Regions from separate parts of the Homo sapiens genome. Here region 2 is linked to region 1. Evidence: chromatin loops called from intact Hi-C (ENCODE). Cell type or tissue: psoas muscle. All regions are shown on one strand. Each heading gives the region's core, and the rest is flanking DNA. Links, peaks and the distances in the headings are about the cores only.

Region 1 (8,339 bases), core at 289-8,288:
ATGAGCCGAGATCATGCCACTGCACTCCAGCCTGAGCGACAGAGAGAGACCCTTCTGAAAAAACACAATAAAATAAAAAATAAAATCCCAAATAATACCCAAGTATGAAAAAGTGTCTCAGCATTACAACAGTAGAGCAAATAGATGCTTAGGGATAAAACTTGCCCTGCAGTGAATTAGATAAAAAGCCTGAATATGGAACGGCCACTTGTAGTGTCAAGTCCCATGTGGATTGTGATGGCTTAACTTGGTCATATTCCCGGGTTGCCAGTCACGATGAAAACTTTGCTCAGGGCAGTCAGGCTAGGAAGTAGGGGTGAGTGGAAGATAGCTGCCTTTCTCCAATGGCATCTGCAGAGGTGGTCTGAAGAAGACATTCCCACACAGAGAGGGGAGTCTTGAGTACTGTTTGCTCTGGGAAAGTGACAGGCCCTTTCACAGGCAGAACAGAAAGCAGGCACTTGAGGAGGTGGGTGGGTGGAAGAAACAGCTCAGCCCCAGTGTGTCTCCTGGGAACTTAACTCTCTCAGCACGACTGCCCTTCAGTTAATCTGTTCAGGTGCTGTGACTCTTCTCCAAAGGCTGAGAAACTAATGGTGATTACTCTTACACCAAATCTAAATTCCACGGGATTTATATATATATATTCCAGATTTCTCACCAGTTTTGTTCTATCTGTCCTAGTAAGCGCCATCTCTCTTATCACAGGCCTGTATCCCATTTCCCACTCTAACTTGCTCCATTCTAGGCTGGGAGTATGACATGTTTAGGGTCTGGAGGTAAGAGCAGATATCTTGGGCTGATTAAACCATAGGATTCCATTTGTCCCATTATCTTCTTTGTGTTTTTATTTTTTTGATACAGGGTCTCACTCTGTCACCCAGGCTGGAGTGCAGTAGTGCGATCTCGGCTTGCTGCAGCCTTGACCTCCTGGGCTTAAGCAATCCTCCCACCTCAGCACTCTTGAGTAGCTGGGACTACAGGCACACGCCACCACGCCCGGCTAATTTTTGTATTGTTTTGTAGAGATAGAGTTTCACCATGTTGCCCAGGCTGGTCTCGAACTCTTGGACTCAAGTCTGGCGTTCAAGTGAACTCCTGGGTCCACCGTGCCCAGCCCCATATCATTTTAATTCGTGTTACCAACAGCTTGTCCTTTGGGAAACAGCTCAGTTCTCGGTATGGGCTGATGGGAGGAAGTGGAGGAAAGGTGTAGGACAGAACATGGCTCCATCCTTCTGCATTCATAAGTACTTAATAAAGCTCAGAAGTGTAGGATACACTGCCATTCTCTTCTGTCAAGTACAGTTACGTATTTTTTAAAATTTTATCATGGAAAAATTAAAACATACATAAAAGAGATAATAATATAGTCAACCCCAGGGTGCCCATCTTTTAGCTTCAACAGTCATCAAATCAGGGCCAAATTCATTTCTTCCATCCCCACATCCCCCTGCTGACTTTGCTGCAAATCTCAGACATCATTTTTTGGTGTTTCTGACACACACACATCCTTTGATTTTTCACAGAGGCCAGTGCTGCTGAGGAAGCAGATGTGCACGTAGCTGTGGTGGTGAGACCAGGCAACGCAGGATTAACAGATGATGAGAAGACTTACTACAGCCTCATCACATCCTTCAGTGAACTATACCTGCCTTCCTCAACCTAGAGAAGGGTTGTTAAGGCAGACCGCCCTGTTCCCCAGAGTTGTCCCTGTAGTGTCTAGGTTTATTCTAATGGTAAAAGTAACTTACTTAAAAAACATATGTACACATATGTATGCAAGTATGTATATATGTGTATGCTCAGATTAACTTCCATAGGTACATAAGTGAAAGAAGTCTCAGTTCAGTGAACACAAAACTTATTTAAAGATGCTTTATATGTAGAAATTGTTTCAAATCATACTCTAACCCTTAGTGAGGGCAAAGTGTAGTTGGTAGAAGAAATTGCTAAATACCTATCTAATGTGCTATGTTTATCAAATCGTGTACTAAAATGGAAAGCTAGTTTTGAGAAATTATTCAGAAGCCTTGTTATTTTAAAAATGAAATATTTCAAAGACTGAATATTTTCAAAGAAAATGAATAATTCATTGCCCTTGTGATTTAGAAGATTATAACAGCTGTATTTCATATTTGCCTCCTTATATATATCAAAGACCAAGGTATTTCCTTCTGCTTCAAAAGAACAAAATTGGGAAAGAAAACTCACTTGAGTCTTGATCAAACAAGTGTCTTTTACTTAAGAAGAAACTTGGTAATCATTGTGGCACCCACAGCAAGCAGTTGCCTTACCAGTGAAAAAGGTGCACTGAGGTAACATCTAAAACAGAGATGTGGTTCTTAATGTTTAACAGAACAGTTCTAATCCTGCCACGTGTTATCATTATAGATTTTATAGTTGCCTTTCTAACTACTTAGCACAGTTTGAGAATACGTTAATTGCTATTTACTATTTAAAAAGTTTTACTGAAATCAGTCCATAACATTAAGATGAGCCCTAATATGTAAGATTTTCCTCTGGAATGGATGTGAGAAATGTAAATTTTATAACAGCAGTATTTATCCTGGTTTAATTCTAATACGATGTCATGTTAATTTCATGTTGTGATTAATAAAAGCATTTTTTCTTCACTCAGTTTTATATAGGTTCCTGAACTCTATCCACATGCCGCCATAGCAAAAGAGAAACTGAAAAACAAGAATATTTAGCTCTTATCTTAATCGTGTATCATGTGTGTGTTTTAATGGAGTGCCGGTGGCAATTCATGGTTATTATTTGAGTTATGTATACATATAAGGTTACTATTCCATTTGGATAGTAAGCATTCAGGATATGAGTGGAGTTCCTTATATTTTTGAGAATCTTAACTTTGAGGTCTCTAAGGTAATGCTTGAAGGAGGGAGTTACTCTCCTAACTAATCAAGAAAAACTCACGAATCCTGGAGGAGCAATTTTAGAAATGCTTTGAATAAGGAAAAAGAAGTCTTAGAACTATGAGAGGACAGGGGATATAAAAGATTTTATGTTGATAATTTTGATCTAGTAGCCAATTAAGAAATCTAGGGTCTATGAAAATATATGAATAAAAAAGAAAGGAAATGAGTTTAGGTACATCTTAGAAATGGGAATAATTTGTAAATGATGATAAAACCACAAATAGTAATAAAAGGATGAACTTAATACCTTTTTTGGAAAGCTCATAGGCAGATGGCAGAAAGGGGTATATCTTAATGTTATTTAAGGAGTAGTTGGAAAATGAAGAAATGAGAAGATTAGGCACTAGGATCTAGATTAGAAAGGAATTGAATAAAAAGGAAGGCACACAGCATCTAGCCAGCAAAGGATTGAGGTGGAGAGGCATTTTACTACCCATGTACACTGAGTAAGGAGGACAGAAAATCAATAGATTTCAGGAATTAAGAGAAAATTGAAGTATCAGATTTATTTTGCAAAGTAAGGGAAAAACTAGTTGAATGGAATCGTTTTTAGATCCTAGGAAAACCATTCACAAATGATGGAGAAAGGTCGTAGGAAGAATTTGAAAGATAAAGTAGATTGGCAAGAGAGGAAAAATACCTATCTAAGAATGTAAGCAGTGATACACAATGTATACATGTATTGAAACACCACAGTGTACCCCATAAATATGCACAGTTATGCATCATTAAAAAACTTTTTTTAATGTGGATAATGAGCTAGAAGATGAAGTCAGATGAATTCATAGTCCTTATGAGGGGAAGGAAGGCAAAAAACCTCTGGAACTTCCAAAAAGAGGACAAAGGCCTCAGCCTCTTGTTTGCAGAGAATATGGAGGACAAAAGCGTCTTAAAGTTGTGGCTCTTTTTATTCCTGTTTATTAATCCAGATGTACCTCTGTTGTTCTCTTTCCTACAGTGGCGCTGATTTCTAATCTTGGGTCAAAGCCCAGGTTGGTTTTTTAGAAGAGAAGCCCTTAACAGAAGATTCTCTAATCTTATCAACATTTCTGGAGTAGCAGGACTTCTTTTTGGTCTGGAAAGCGGGTTTTAGTTGCTACGCAGAATGTCAAATGTGTAGTTGCACAAGGAAAGGTTGAAAGCCACTGGCTTATTGCCAGGGCAGATGCACGGCAGCCTTTCCCCAGCAGATGGTGCTGTTTCTCCAGACTTGATATGAAGTGTGAGGCTCCACCCCTCCTCCCCCCCTCCCCCAACCCCCGCCCCGTCGCCCGCCAAATACAGCAGATGGAGCTAAGAGAGAGAAAACTATATTTTGTTTATCCTTACAAGCCAAAAGCTTGATGTTGCAAGAGTTGGAGTAGTTTGGAAAAAATGGCAGTAATCCTGAATGAAATCCAACTATCTAATATTCCTTTTCCTCAATAAAAAATTAGTGATTTTTAGCCCCTTTTTCCAGCGGCAGTGTTAAAAAGGGATTGTTTTCAGGGCTTTTTTTATTCCCACGAGTACAAAGTTGAGTATAATATATTCCAAAAGTTTGTTAACCTACCACCTGTGCCCAGATGGCAAAGTGATATTATCCTCAACCTAATATTTAAGAATAACGTGGAGTTTTTACTAAAACACTTGGAGTAACTGACAGAAGTAAAATTTCTACCTTACAAATTCAACCCAAATTTATTCCTTAAATATTTATTAAGCATTTACCTTGCATCCCAGATCTGCTATGAGGGGACAAAGTTCCTCTCTACTCCCATTGTGCATACATTTTTCGAGAAGAGAAACAATGGTGACTAAGACAAGAAAAAATTAGATACTAGTAAGCGCTCTGCAGAGAACACAGGGTAGAATAACTTTACAGGAGGGGTGATGAGAAGGTGACATCTAATCTAAATGACATGGAAGACATGTAGGAAACTAGGAGAACTGGTGTTCCATGCAGATGGAACAGCATAGCACAGATCTAGGGCAAAGCTTGGCCTTTTTCAGGAATTGAGAGCCCAGTGGCTGGATACCATCAGAGAAGTGGGCTGAAGCCAGATGATAGTGCTTTGTACTCCAGTAAGAAGTTTGAATTGTATTCTAAGTATGGTAAAAAGCCCCTGGAGGACTTTGAGCAGAAGATAACCTGAGTGGTTTACATATTTAAGGAATTCTGTATGGAATGGAGAATGGTTTATAAGTGGGCATGACTGCATGCAGGAAGGTGAGTTAAGTATATCAGGGTTGAGTGCTGCAGGCAAAAATCACAAGGAGTTAGGTGTATACAACATCAGTGGAAGAACTGGGAGAAGAGTCAGGGCAACTACCACTGGACTGTGGAGTTAGAGGACACCTCACAGTGGTTAGCTCAGGAAGCCTGCTACCATTGCCACTGTAGCTCATGCCCACGACGCTGGCCAGACTCTGGAATGCCAGGCCCCATTGCTGCAACCTCTCCAAACAGAACACTTCCATCTCTTCTCCAATTAGGGGGTAAAATTGGCACTTGAGAGAGTCAATCTACTGGGTCTGAGAAGGCTGTTGTAGTAATGAAGGTAAGGGATGGTGGTGGCTTGCCTTAGGGTGGTAAAAGCAGAAATAGAAGTGGAAAGATTCAGAATAGGTTTTAGACATGACAGTGACCACTTATTGATTGATTGGATTTGAAAGGGTAACTCTTACATTTTTAGCTTAAGCAACTGGATAGATGATACTACTGGAAAAATAGCAGTGCTGCTGATAATAATGTAAAGCCAATGTAGATCCTGATGTCAACATGACCGAAGAGCAGTTGGATATAAGTCTAGAGTTCAGAATGCTGGCCTGGCTGGAGATCAGATTTGAGAGTTCACTGGCATAGAGATGCTATTAAAAGCCATGGGATGGGGTTGCTTAGGAAGAGTCTGTTGATAGAGAAGAGAGCCTAAACAGCCCGTAGGCTCCAACACTAGAGGTCAAGCCAAGCAAAGAAACCAGCAAAGGAGATGGGAAAGTATTGGGCACTGAGGAAGGAAAACCAGGAGAGTGGCAGGGGAGCCCATTAAAGAAGGAACTATTCAAATTTATCAATTGCTGCTAAGAATTCAGTTGAGAATAGCAGTGGCCCTGCAGTCTAAGTGGAGTGGTGGGAACAGAAGTAAGATTAAGTTGAGGAGGTCAGGAGGGCCTATGAGGTCTAGCTAAAGATTTATCCATTTTGTTGATCTTTTTAAAGAAGAACATTTGGTTTTGTTGATTCTCTATTTTGTTTATTTCCACTCTAATCGTATTTCCTTCTGCTTGCTTTGGGTTTAATTTGCATTTCTTTTTCTAGTTCCTTAATGTGGAAACTTATGTAATTGCTTTGTGAGTTTTTTTTTTCTTTTTTTTTTTGAGATGGAGTCTCGCTCTGTTGCCCAGGCTGGAGTGCAGTAGTGCAATCTCAGCTCACTGCAACCTCCGCCTCCTGGGTTCAAGCGATTCTCCTGCCTCAGCCTCCCAAGTAGCTGGAACTACAGGCACCTGTCACCACGCCTGGCTAGTTTTTGTATTTTTAGTAGAGACAGGGTTTTGCCATATTGGCCAGGCTGGTCTTGAACTCCTCACCTCAGGTGATCAGCTCGCCTCGGCCTCCCAAAGTGCTGGGATTCCAGGCGTGAGCGACTGTGTCCGGCCATTTTCTTTTTTTTTTTTTTTAATGTAGGCATTTACAGCTCTGAGTTTCCCTCCGAGCATTATTTTCACTGTATCCCATAGGTTGAGGTATGTTGTGTTTTTGTTTTCATGTGTCTCAATATATTTTCTAATTTCCTTTGTGATTTCTTCCTTCACCCATTGGTTGTTTAAGTGTTTAATTTCCACATATTGTGAATTTTCCAAATGTCCTTCTGTTACTGATTTCTAATATCATTCCCCTATACTTAGAGAACATACTTTGTATGATTTTGATCTTTTAAAATTTAACAAGACTTTTCATGGCCTAACTTATAGTCTATCCTGGAGAATATTCTTTGTGCACTGGAGAAGAATTTAAATTCTGCTGTTATTGGGTGGAGTGTTCTGCGTGTATGTCTATTAGGTCTAGTTGGTTTGTAGTGTTGTTTGAATCTTCTGTTTCCTTGTTTACATTCTGTCCAGTTGCTCTATTATTGAATGTGAAGTATTGAATGCTCCCTCTCTTTTGTTAAATTGTCTATTCTTTTCTTCAATTCTCTTTAGCTTCATCTATTTTGCTGCCCTGTTGTAAGGTGTGTATATGTTTATAATTGTTATAGCTTCTTGCTAGCTTCTTTAACATTATAATGTCCTTCTTTGTCTCTTGTAACAGTTTTTGTCTTAAAGTCTATTTTGTCTGGTATTACTGTAGCCACTTCACCCTCTATTTACATGGAATATCTTTTTTTTTTTTTTTTGAGTCAGGGTGTCACTCCGGGGCCCCAGGCTGGAGTGCAGTGGCAAGATCATAGCTTACTGCCTCAATCTCCCAGGCTCAAGCGATCCTCCCACCTTAGCCTCCTGAGTAGCTGGGACCACAGGTGTGCGACCTCACACCTAGCTAATTTTTGTATTTTTGTAGAGATGAGGTCTCACTCTATTGCCCAGGCTGGTCTCAAACTCCTGGGCTCAAGCTATCTGCCTGCCTTGGTCTCCCAAAGTGTTAGGATTACAGCCCGGCCGAATTTCTTTTACCATCCTCTTTCTATTTATTTCTGTCCTGAATCCAAAATGTGTCTTTTATAGGTAGTATGTAATGGATTATGTTTTCAATTCATTATGCCAGCCTCTGCCTTTTAATTGAAGAGTTTAAGCCATTGACATATAATTACTGACAAGCACTTAATTCTGCCATTTTGCTATTTGATTTCTATATATATATATATGTATTTTTTTTTTTTTTTTTTTTTTTTTTTTTTTTGAGACGGAGTCTCGCTCTGTCACCCAGGCTGGAGCGCAGTGGTGCAATCTCAGCTCACTGCAACCTCCACCTCCCAGGTTCAGGCGATTCTCGTGCTTCAACCTCACGAGTAGCTAGGGCTACAGGTGTGCACCACCACACCTGACTAATTTTTGTAATTTTAGTGGAGATGGGGTTTTGCCATGTTGGCCAGGCTGGTCTCGAACTCCTGACCTCAGGTAATCTGCCTGCCTTGGCCTCCCGAAGTGCTGGGATTACAGGCGTGAGCTACCATGCCCAGCATTGTCATCTCTTTTAATATATATTTTTGAATTTTTTTTTAGTGATTTCCCCTGAGGGTACAATTAACATATATTTATAACATTCTAGTTCTGATTAATACCACCTTAGTTTTTGTTTGTTTGTTTTAAGATGGAGTCTCACTCTGTCCCCCAGGCTGGAGCACAGTGGCATGATCTCAGCTCACTGCAGCCTCCCCCTCCCGGGTTCAGGCCGTTCTTGTGCCTCAGCCTCCCTAG
Region 2 (8,280 bases), core at 1-8,000, 820 kb after region 1:
CTATTCCTTTTCAGGATGAAATTACCTTTTTATCATAGTCCTGGTCCCACATGTCATTAATAGTACAGCCTGCTCCACGCATCAGAATAGCTCCAGTGCCAAAGAGGGAGAGCATGTACCAATCTGGAAAACAACCTGGTTCAGCTGCCAAACCAATGCTCCAGGTACATGGTAAATACAGAAGCCAGGTTCCTAAGCAAAAATAAAAAGACAAAAAAGGTACAAATTTAAGTCAGTTAACTGTTTTCATTTGTTTAAACATCACATACCAAAGAAATAAAGAACACTATAAGTCAAAAAAACAAATGACAAAACTGAGAAAATAAATTTGCAACTCAAATCACAAAGGACCCCTTACTACGCAGAGTGCCTAGAAGAAAGAGATCAACAGTCCAATTAAAAAAGACAAAACATAATAAAAATTCACATAAAAAGAAATACAAATGGCTCTTATACATATGAAAAGATACTCAACTTTGAGAAACACATATGAAAACTAAATTGAGATAAAAATTTTCACCTATCACTGGCAAAACCCTACATCTGACAACACACTCTAGGGAGTTGAATACTCTTATGTATTTCTAATGAGGTTACAAAATGGCCCTACCTTTGTGAAGGACAACTTAAAAATTGTTTATTGTGTGTTTATATGTGTATATAAATATATATATATATACGTACCTACATATAAAACATTCATGCGTCAATGTTAATATGCTCAAAGACTGTCAGGAAGAACACACTAGAAACATATAATAATGGTTGCTTCTGAGTAGGGGAACTGCATGGACAGGAGACAGGAGTAAGAGACTTGCCTTTCACTCTATACCCTGGCACCTTCTGAATATTGTATCATATACACACATTACCTACTCAAAAAAGTTAGCAAAATTTCCTTTACCATTGTTAGTACAATACACTTAGACGGTCTAGTCTTTTTTTTTTTTTTTTTTGAGACAGCATCTCACTCTGTCACCCAAGCTGGCGTACAATGGCATAATCGTAGCTCACTGTGGCTTCAAACTCCTGAGCTCAAGTGATCCTCCTGCCTCCGCCTCCCCAGTAGCTGGAACTACAGGTGCAAGCCACCATGCCCAGGGAATTATGTTGCCCAGGCTAGTTGCAAACTCTTGGCCTCAAGTAATCGTCCCACCTTGGCCTCCCAAAGTGCTGGGATTTTAAGTGTTAGTTTTTTTGTTATTTTGAACTGAGTACTTTGCAGCTACATGTACAAATGGGGTTAGTTCTTAGTACTTAACCAATAAACTAGAGGAAATTAAGATAAAAGCAAATAGATTATATAAAAGACTTCAAATATGAACTTTAATATTCTACTTCTAAAAGAAAGTCTTTCAACTGATGTTTGGATATGCTGCCTATTAGATAAATTCTGAGCTTTCTTTCCCTATAGAGGGATACAAGAGAAAAGGGATTTGGGGCTAAAGAAAGTTCAGATCCTGAAGAAAAATGGTCAAATGACTAAAGTCCCTGTAATCATGTTTAAGCTTCACTAAGTTTAAGCTTTATTCATTTAGACATATTTATGAAGCATATACTCTGTGCCAGAACTATGCTAAGAACTGGGAATACAATGGTGGCTAAGAGAAAGGGGGCTTCTGCCTTCATGCAGCTCATAAATCAAAAGAAAGAAATACAGTTAAATAAGCAATAACAATAAAAGATCAATCCAACAACAGGACAAGCACAGGGTCCTGCAAAGGCATAAAACAAAACTATCTAAGTTAGTTAGCTAGTTTTAGGAGGAGGGAGAGAGGAATCAGAGGGTCTTTTCCAAAGGGGATCTAAATTTACACAACAGAGAAGTCAAGGAGAAGCCTCAAGCTAAAACCTTGAGAAATGGTCAGTCCAGACCTGAATTCAGGTTGTCCTGGACAGACTCATACTTGGTGCACTCCACAGTAACAATGGCTAATATTTACGGAGTGCTCACAAAGCATCAGGCAGTGTTCTAAATGCTTTATATGTCTAAACTTATTTAATCTTCAATGACATCTTTATATTAAACTTATTTATTTATATATTTACATTAGAGACAGGGTCTCGCTCTCTTGCCGAGGCTGGAGTGCAGTAACAAGGTCATAGTTCACTACAGCTTCTGACTTCCAGGCTCAAGCAATACTTCCACCTCAGCCTCCCAAGTAACATCTTTACATAGTAGGTACTGTTAATAACCCTATCTTACAGATGAGGAAACAGATAAACAGAGTGGTTTAAGTAAAACACAGTAGGTTTAACTACTTTCTTTACCCTGGAGCTATGAGTATAGTTCACAAGGGACAGAGGAGTAGCTGATCCTATCCTCCTAGGCTAGAGAAGAGAGAATACCACTTCACAGCTATTATTTCCTGGTACAATTAGAACAGAAGGTTCCACTAAAAAGAAAAAAATTCTAGACAGAAAGACGTGTAACCACTTATAGTGTTTTCTGTCAGGAACAAAACTTCCTTGGCCAAAAATCTGTATTAAAAGTACCGTATTCACTTACTGATAGGAATCTGTAGAGCTCCCCTACAGATGACAAGGGTTCCTACAGTGAAGGGGAAAGTAAGAAGACTTCTCAGTTCTATGTCTGCCACTTGTAAGTTGAGTGACACTAGACAGTAAAGTATCTTAAGGCTTAAGTCTTTGTTTCATCTGTAAATGAGGGAAGAGAACAGCTACCTCACAGAGTCGTTAAGAGATGACAATATTAATGATGTTATGACAACCGTAATAACAGATACATGGCACTTACTGTACCAGGTGGTTTCACAGAACACTTTTGACTCTCACAACAAGCCTATTCGATAGGCACTATTTTTATTACAACCATTTTACAAATACAGAAACTGACGCAGAGAGGGAGTAATTGTGCCCAAGACCACACAGGTAAAAAAAGGCTAAGGTGGTATTCCAACCCAGACAGTCTGGCTGCAGTCTGTGTCCTAAGTCCAATGCTGTCACTCTGTACTCCCTAAATCTCTCCATACACTTCAGTTTCACCTGTTCTTTTGTCCCTACTGATTCCTAGCAATGTTTTTTTTTTTTTGTCTTCCATATGACACTTTCATTCCCCATACTTTTCTGTGAAGAAAGACGCAGAGGTAGCAAAGACAAGAGACAAGTAGATTGCAAAAAGAAATGTTTTTGTAGAAAAGGGAAAAACTCTATGGGAGATGAAATAAAATGAGCAAGTTCTGAGGGGTGATGGACAGATCAAAAACAGATGATCTTCAAGACAACATAATCACCCATAAACGTGGTAAAACAAAAAATTACACTTCCAATTTGGTGGAAAGAGTGCCACCTGCTGACACTTTCTGGAATAAGGTAGTTTAGCCCATTTGAAAGAAGCTGTATTGCCTTCTCAAAAACAACGAAAACCTACTATTGATCAATGAAGGTAACAAGATATAACTTCAACAAAGTAAAACAACGAACACATAATTATCCCACAAAATAAGAATTTAAATAAAGAATTATCAAACCTGGAATTCTACTCCTGTCAATTATTGTTTCTGGCATATGGTAGGGGTTCAAAATACATTTGTTGAGCGAATTCTAACATAGTACTATTTAGTTTTCTGAAAAATCCTGTAATGATCACCTTATTTAGAACCAAACCATGCAGGCTGGTATCTTCCAAACATACACAATCTGTAAGTACAATTTTCTCCATTCCCCACTTCTAAGATAATAATGGCTATTTCTTCAGCACATATTATGACAGGCACTGTTCTAAGCACTTAACATATATTAATGAATTTTCGTGACCTCATAACGTCCATATTATCATTAATAGTATCTTCATTTTACAGATGAAAAACGGATGCCCAGAGAGGTGAAGTAATTTATCCAAGGTCCCTCAGATGAGCAGGGTGGAGGTTCACATCCAAGAGGTTTGGCTCCAAAGTTTTGCTCATAACCCCTTTGTTGCCTTCTGTTACATGGCGGAAGGTCCAGCCACTAAGATAGAAGCCAGAGGTTTAACTGGGGAAATGGGAATAATGGCAGATGTTCATCTATAAGGCTACACTGCCACTCCATGCCACAGACTCCAAGAACAGAATTACAGCCAGGCTTCAGATTGGAACTGGGCTTGGAAATGCATGCCTCTCAACGTGAATGTGGCCCCAAAACTCATGGGGGTCATACACAGCTTCCCAATGATGGCAGGGCTGTACCTATCATTCAGTAGGCTTTTATGCTTTGATAGCTGATTGTTATAACTTAGTGCTCTAATCCCAAATAGGTCGTGCATAAATCTAGAATACCAAAAGCAAGGCCTAATTCGGGTCTTGTACGGGCAAAAGTGGAGTAAATGTACCTAGGCCTTTGACTACATCTCCATACACTGCAATGGCAAATGTCATCATCTAGATTGGCTGGAGTTCATCCTTCACTTCTTCCTCCACGCTATCCAGCTTCTTCAGATATGTTCTTGTCTAGTCTCGTTTCCCATTTTCCACACCCACTTGGTGTTCCAGGTCAGGCTCGTATTCTTAGTGTTCTAACACTCCACCCTTGGGTCTTTGCAAAAGTACTTCCCGCACTAAGATCTCTTCCCTCCTCTGCAAAATCAACTTGTCCTTTGGAGTATAATTTCTTCTCGAAACTTTCCAGCAAGGGATCCACAGTAATTTCTCTTTTTCCTGTAGCACTTGCTTTTGTATCACTCATATTTGATCCATATTTTCCTAGCTCACCAAATAGTCTTTTTCAACTAGACCAGAGTTCCTTGAAAGCAAAGGGTTTCCATAGCTTTTTCTATCTCTATGGCCGGACAACGTAGTAGGAACTTATTAATTCACTTAACACTACTGGAGAAGCCAATCAATCAACAAGCGCATAAGGTTAGTTAGTGGTGAGTGCTATTAAGAAAAATTGCGGATAAAGCGATAGAAAGTGAGGTTGGTAGGTGTTAATTAAGATAGGAAGGTCAGGAAAATCTTTCTGTCGGGGGCGATTGTAAGCTGACAGGCAGTCCGTAAGCGCTGTCCCTGCTGCGTTCAAATGAATTAAATCTTTGCCTTATGGGTGATGCAGGTAAAAGAGCTCCGACTCAGCATCAAAACACAGAGTTCTTCTGGTCTGGCTCTGACGAGGAGCCTTAGTTTCCTCAGCGTCTTAACTGTCTTAAGGATTGTCTTTGTGGGCCTTACAAGATTGCGGGGAGGATCAAACATTCTAATAAATGAAGGAGGGCCACGAGAACGGAACCTTCCGCTTGAGTCACCATTTAAACAAGTGTTTGTGGAATGAGAATTATCTTGCCCGCTTCAGGTGCTCAGGATGCAGACAGACGTGAAACTGGCGGGTCCTTTAGGAGACTGTCCCGACTGCGTGTCCTGAGGTGACTCGCCCCAGGGCGCACGGCAGCCGGCAGCCAAGCTCAAGCTTTCAGGCTCTCATTTCAAAGTGTCCCGAGGTGATTCGCCCCAGGGCGCACGGCACCCGGCAGCCAAGCCCAAGCTTTCAGGTTCTCATTTCCATCACGCCCCGGCCGGCCGCCGCGGACAGCTCCGCGGAGCCGACTCGGAGGCTGCTACTTGCAAATTCCCGGGCTGCCCGCCCGCCCGCACTCACCAATGGGCTTGTCCAACCGCATGAGGCGCAAGTACGGCTGCAGGGGGCGGGGCGCAGAGTCCACCACCGCCGCCGCGGACAAACTGAGCTGGCGCCCGCGCGGCTCGGGACAGGCGGGGGGCTGCAAGTCACCACCGTGGGGCGCGCCTGCCGCACGCGCCAGGGCGAAGGAGCGGCCCCGCCAGCCCGGCAGCCACGCCAGTGCCACAGCCCGCAGGCCCCGCGCGAACCCCGCGGCTCGCGAGCCCAGCATGGCGCTGGTGAGGCCGGGACGAGCTCGGATTGACGTCATTCCCCGGCAGGCATGCGCAGTGGCACCCGCAGGATGCAATCCTAGTCTGCCAGGCTGGGCGGCGGTGTGGGCAGAACCTTTCCTCATCCTTACTTGTGAAATTGGGGTCATCGTGGTCGCTTACTCTAGGGAGGAATACTTAATGAAAAAGGGATTTCTATTGGCAAAAGGCAAAAAAATTACAATAAATTTAGTTGTAATTTTTTACAACTCGATCTTGATTGACTTTGTGGTTCCATTATCGGGCAACACTCAGAACGGGGTCTCTGAGGAAACAAACAAAAAATAGAATCGGGCAACACCTTATTCTGTAAAATAGAATAAGTGTTCCAAAGAGTCGAGCGGAGGAAGTTGGCTTTATAGACAGAAAAAGGGCTGAAGAAAGCAGAAGCAGAGAACAAAAAGCGGATTGGTCACTTCAAATTACTTTCATTGCGAGGCGGGGACAGGGAAACAACAACAGAGAAATAACGGATTGGTTAACATTAGGTTACACCAGGTTAAGGACTAAAACAGGAAACTTAATTGTCATGACGATTGCATTTTGAAATGGCCTGGTTGGAAAATTGGCTGTTGTCTCTCTTTCCTGACTTCTCAGAATGTCAGATACAACTTAGTTTTAGTTTGGTGACTTGGAACTTTAGCATGGGTGACTCTTGATTCTTAGTCTGATCTGTTGGGACCTAGTGCAGGAACTTAGTTCAAAACAATGGCCCCCTATAATTTAACCCTATTATCAGCTTTCTCCATAAAATGAAAAGGATAGTGTTTATTCATATGGAACAGTTGTACCAGGAAAAAAAAAAAAAAGCTTTGAAAAACCTACTGAATCCAAAAGAAGAATTTGCGTACACGTTTAGCCATAAAAAAAAAAAAGGGCACCAAGTGGCCACATACAAGACTGTAAATTAAAATCGCATTCAGGGTTAAGGGATGTTCATTACACAAGTGAAAATTTTAAATTTGACAGCCCTTCAAAGGAGTTTTTGTAATCAGTAGACAACCAGCATGTGTGATGCTAAGAACCTGAAGCTGAAAAGTCTGGTCAGCAGAGTCTTGCTCTGTCATCCAGGCTGGAGACCAGTGGAGGGATCATGGCTCACTGCAGCCTCCACCTCTTGGGCTCAATCGATCCTCCCATCTCAGCATTCTAAATATCTGGGACCACAGACACGAGCCACCGTGGCTGGCTAATTTTTAATTTTTCATAGAGAGGAGGTCTCACTATATTGCCCAGGTTGGTCTTGAACAGCTGGGCTAAAGAGATCCTCCTGCCTCAGATGGTCAGTACTCTTATTCATAAGCAACTCTGTATATCGCTGTGTGCCAGGCACTTTACATGTATCAACTCATTTAACCTCTCACTGAGTAACCCTAGGCAAGTCACTCATCTGGATTTTAATATTCTAGGAAGTTGACTTAGTCTTTAGGCTCCTTTCTGTAAAACATGTACAATGATTCTGTGACTTCTTGCATGGCTCAAGTACAGCAAGTTGGATGCCTGGCCACTTTGGTGCAATGAGGCAGGGGGTACCTAGCCTTTCTCCTGCCTGCAAAGAATAAAGGCCAGCAGGCAATTTAGTAACACTCCTAGTTGTTAGATTGGAGATGATTTAGATCTGACTCAAACCTGAAAAGGGTGTAATATCAGTCATGTATTGCATCCATGACTTTCCAATATAGGTCCAAACTCTTTGTTTAAAAAAATATATTAAGAATTTCAAGATGGCAACAGCAGGACATTAAACCAAGTACAAGGTCCTTCTTAGCGTAGGCCCTGGGTGACTGCACATGTACCCATGATGCTGACCCTGCCCAGAGGTGATTCAATCCTAAGATATTTGGTCCAATTAAAGTGCACAGGAAACTGAGATGGGTACCCACATGTCACTCTGCTAATTTGTAGGACAAGAGAACAGTCACATAGAGTAGAGCCCTAACTTTCAGGAGTCTCCTCTAGACTAATGCCAAGGCACAGTATGCCCTTGGGAAAGCCATTTAACTGCTGCAAACTCTTCAGAAAAGGAAGGGACTAGGCTTTCTCTAAAAGGGCCTGTAAGGCTCCGATTCCTCATTTTGTTTTTTGTTTTTTTTGAAGTGACTTTCTTTTTTTTTAAAATTTTATTATTATTATACTTTAAGTTTTAGGGTACATGTACACAACGCCAATTCCTCATTTTGGATTGGGCAGGAACTCATTTTGTTTTAAACCTATTACCCACAGGAACTGAAATGGTTAATTTTACATGTCAATTTGGCTAGGCCATAGTGCCAAAACATTTGGTCAAAAATTATTCTGGCCAGGCACTGTGGCTCACACCTGTGATCCCAACACTTGAGAGACCCAGGTGAGAGAATTGCTTGAGCCCAGGAACTCAGGACCAGTCTAGGCAACATAG

The links. Hi-C counts contacts between places; a loop is a spot of excess contacts. Peaks named below come from ENCODE experiments on the same cell type or tissue, not always from the same donor. Only the 100,000 strongest peaks of a DNase experiment are listed, where the experiment ranks them.
Region 2: it touches region 1 in a loop (3-fold over the local background); 30 of 110 quality-filtered maps call a loop at or near these places.

What each region holds. Positions count from the first base shown.
Region 1 is chr4:82,458,452-82,466,790 of GRCh38, forward strand. ENOPH1 (enolase-phosphatase 1) reads left to right here. Exons shown (of 6, transcript NM_021204.5): 6 at 1,530-2,726. The coding sequence ends at 1,669. Among named protein-coding and RNA genes, the nearest start is that of ENOPH1, 32 kb to the left of the region's middle. In psoas muscle, for the core only: a CTCF peak has its summit at 4,118 (motif pointing right); a DNase peak (open chromatin) is centred at 4,140.
Region 2 is chr4:83,278,923-83,287,202 of GRCh38, forward strand. COQ2 (coenzyme Q2, polyprenyltransferase) reads right to left here and starts at 5,876. Exons shown (of 7, transcript NM_001358921.2): 1 at 5,590-5,876; 2 at 26-192. The coding sequence starts at 5,842. RefSeq lists enhancers at 5,279-5,518, 5,714-6,008 and a silencer at 5,579-5,908. In psoas muscle, for the core only: CTCF peaks have their summits at 3,321 (motif pointing left) and 5,850; DNase peaks (open chromatin) are centred at 5,599 and 5,889; H3K4me3 peaks cover 2,478 bases; H3K27ac peaks cover 2,297 bases.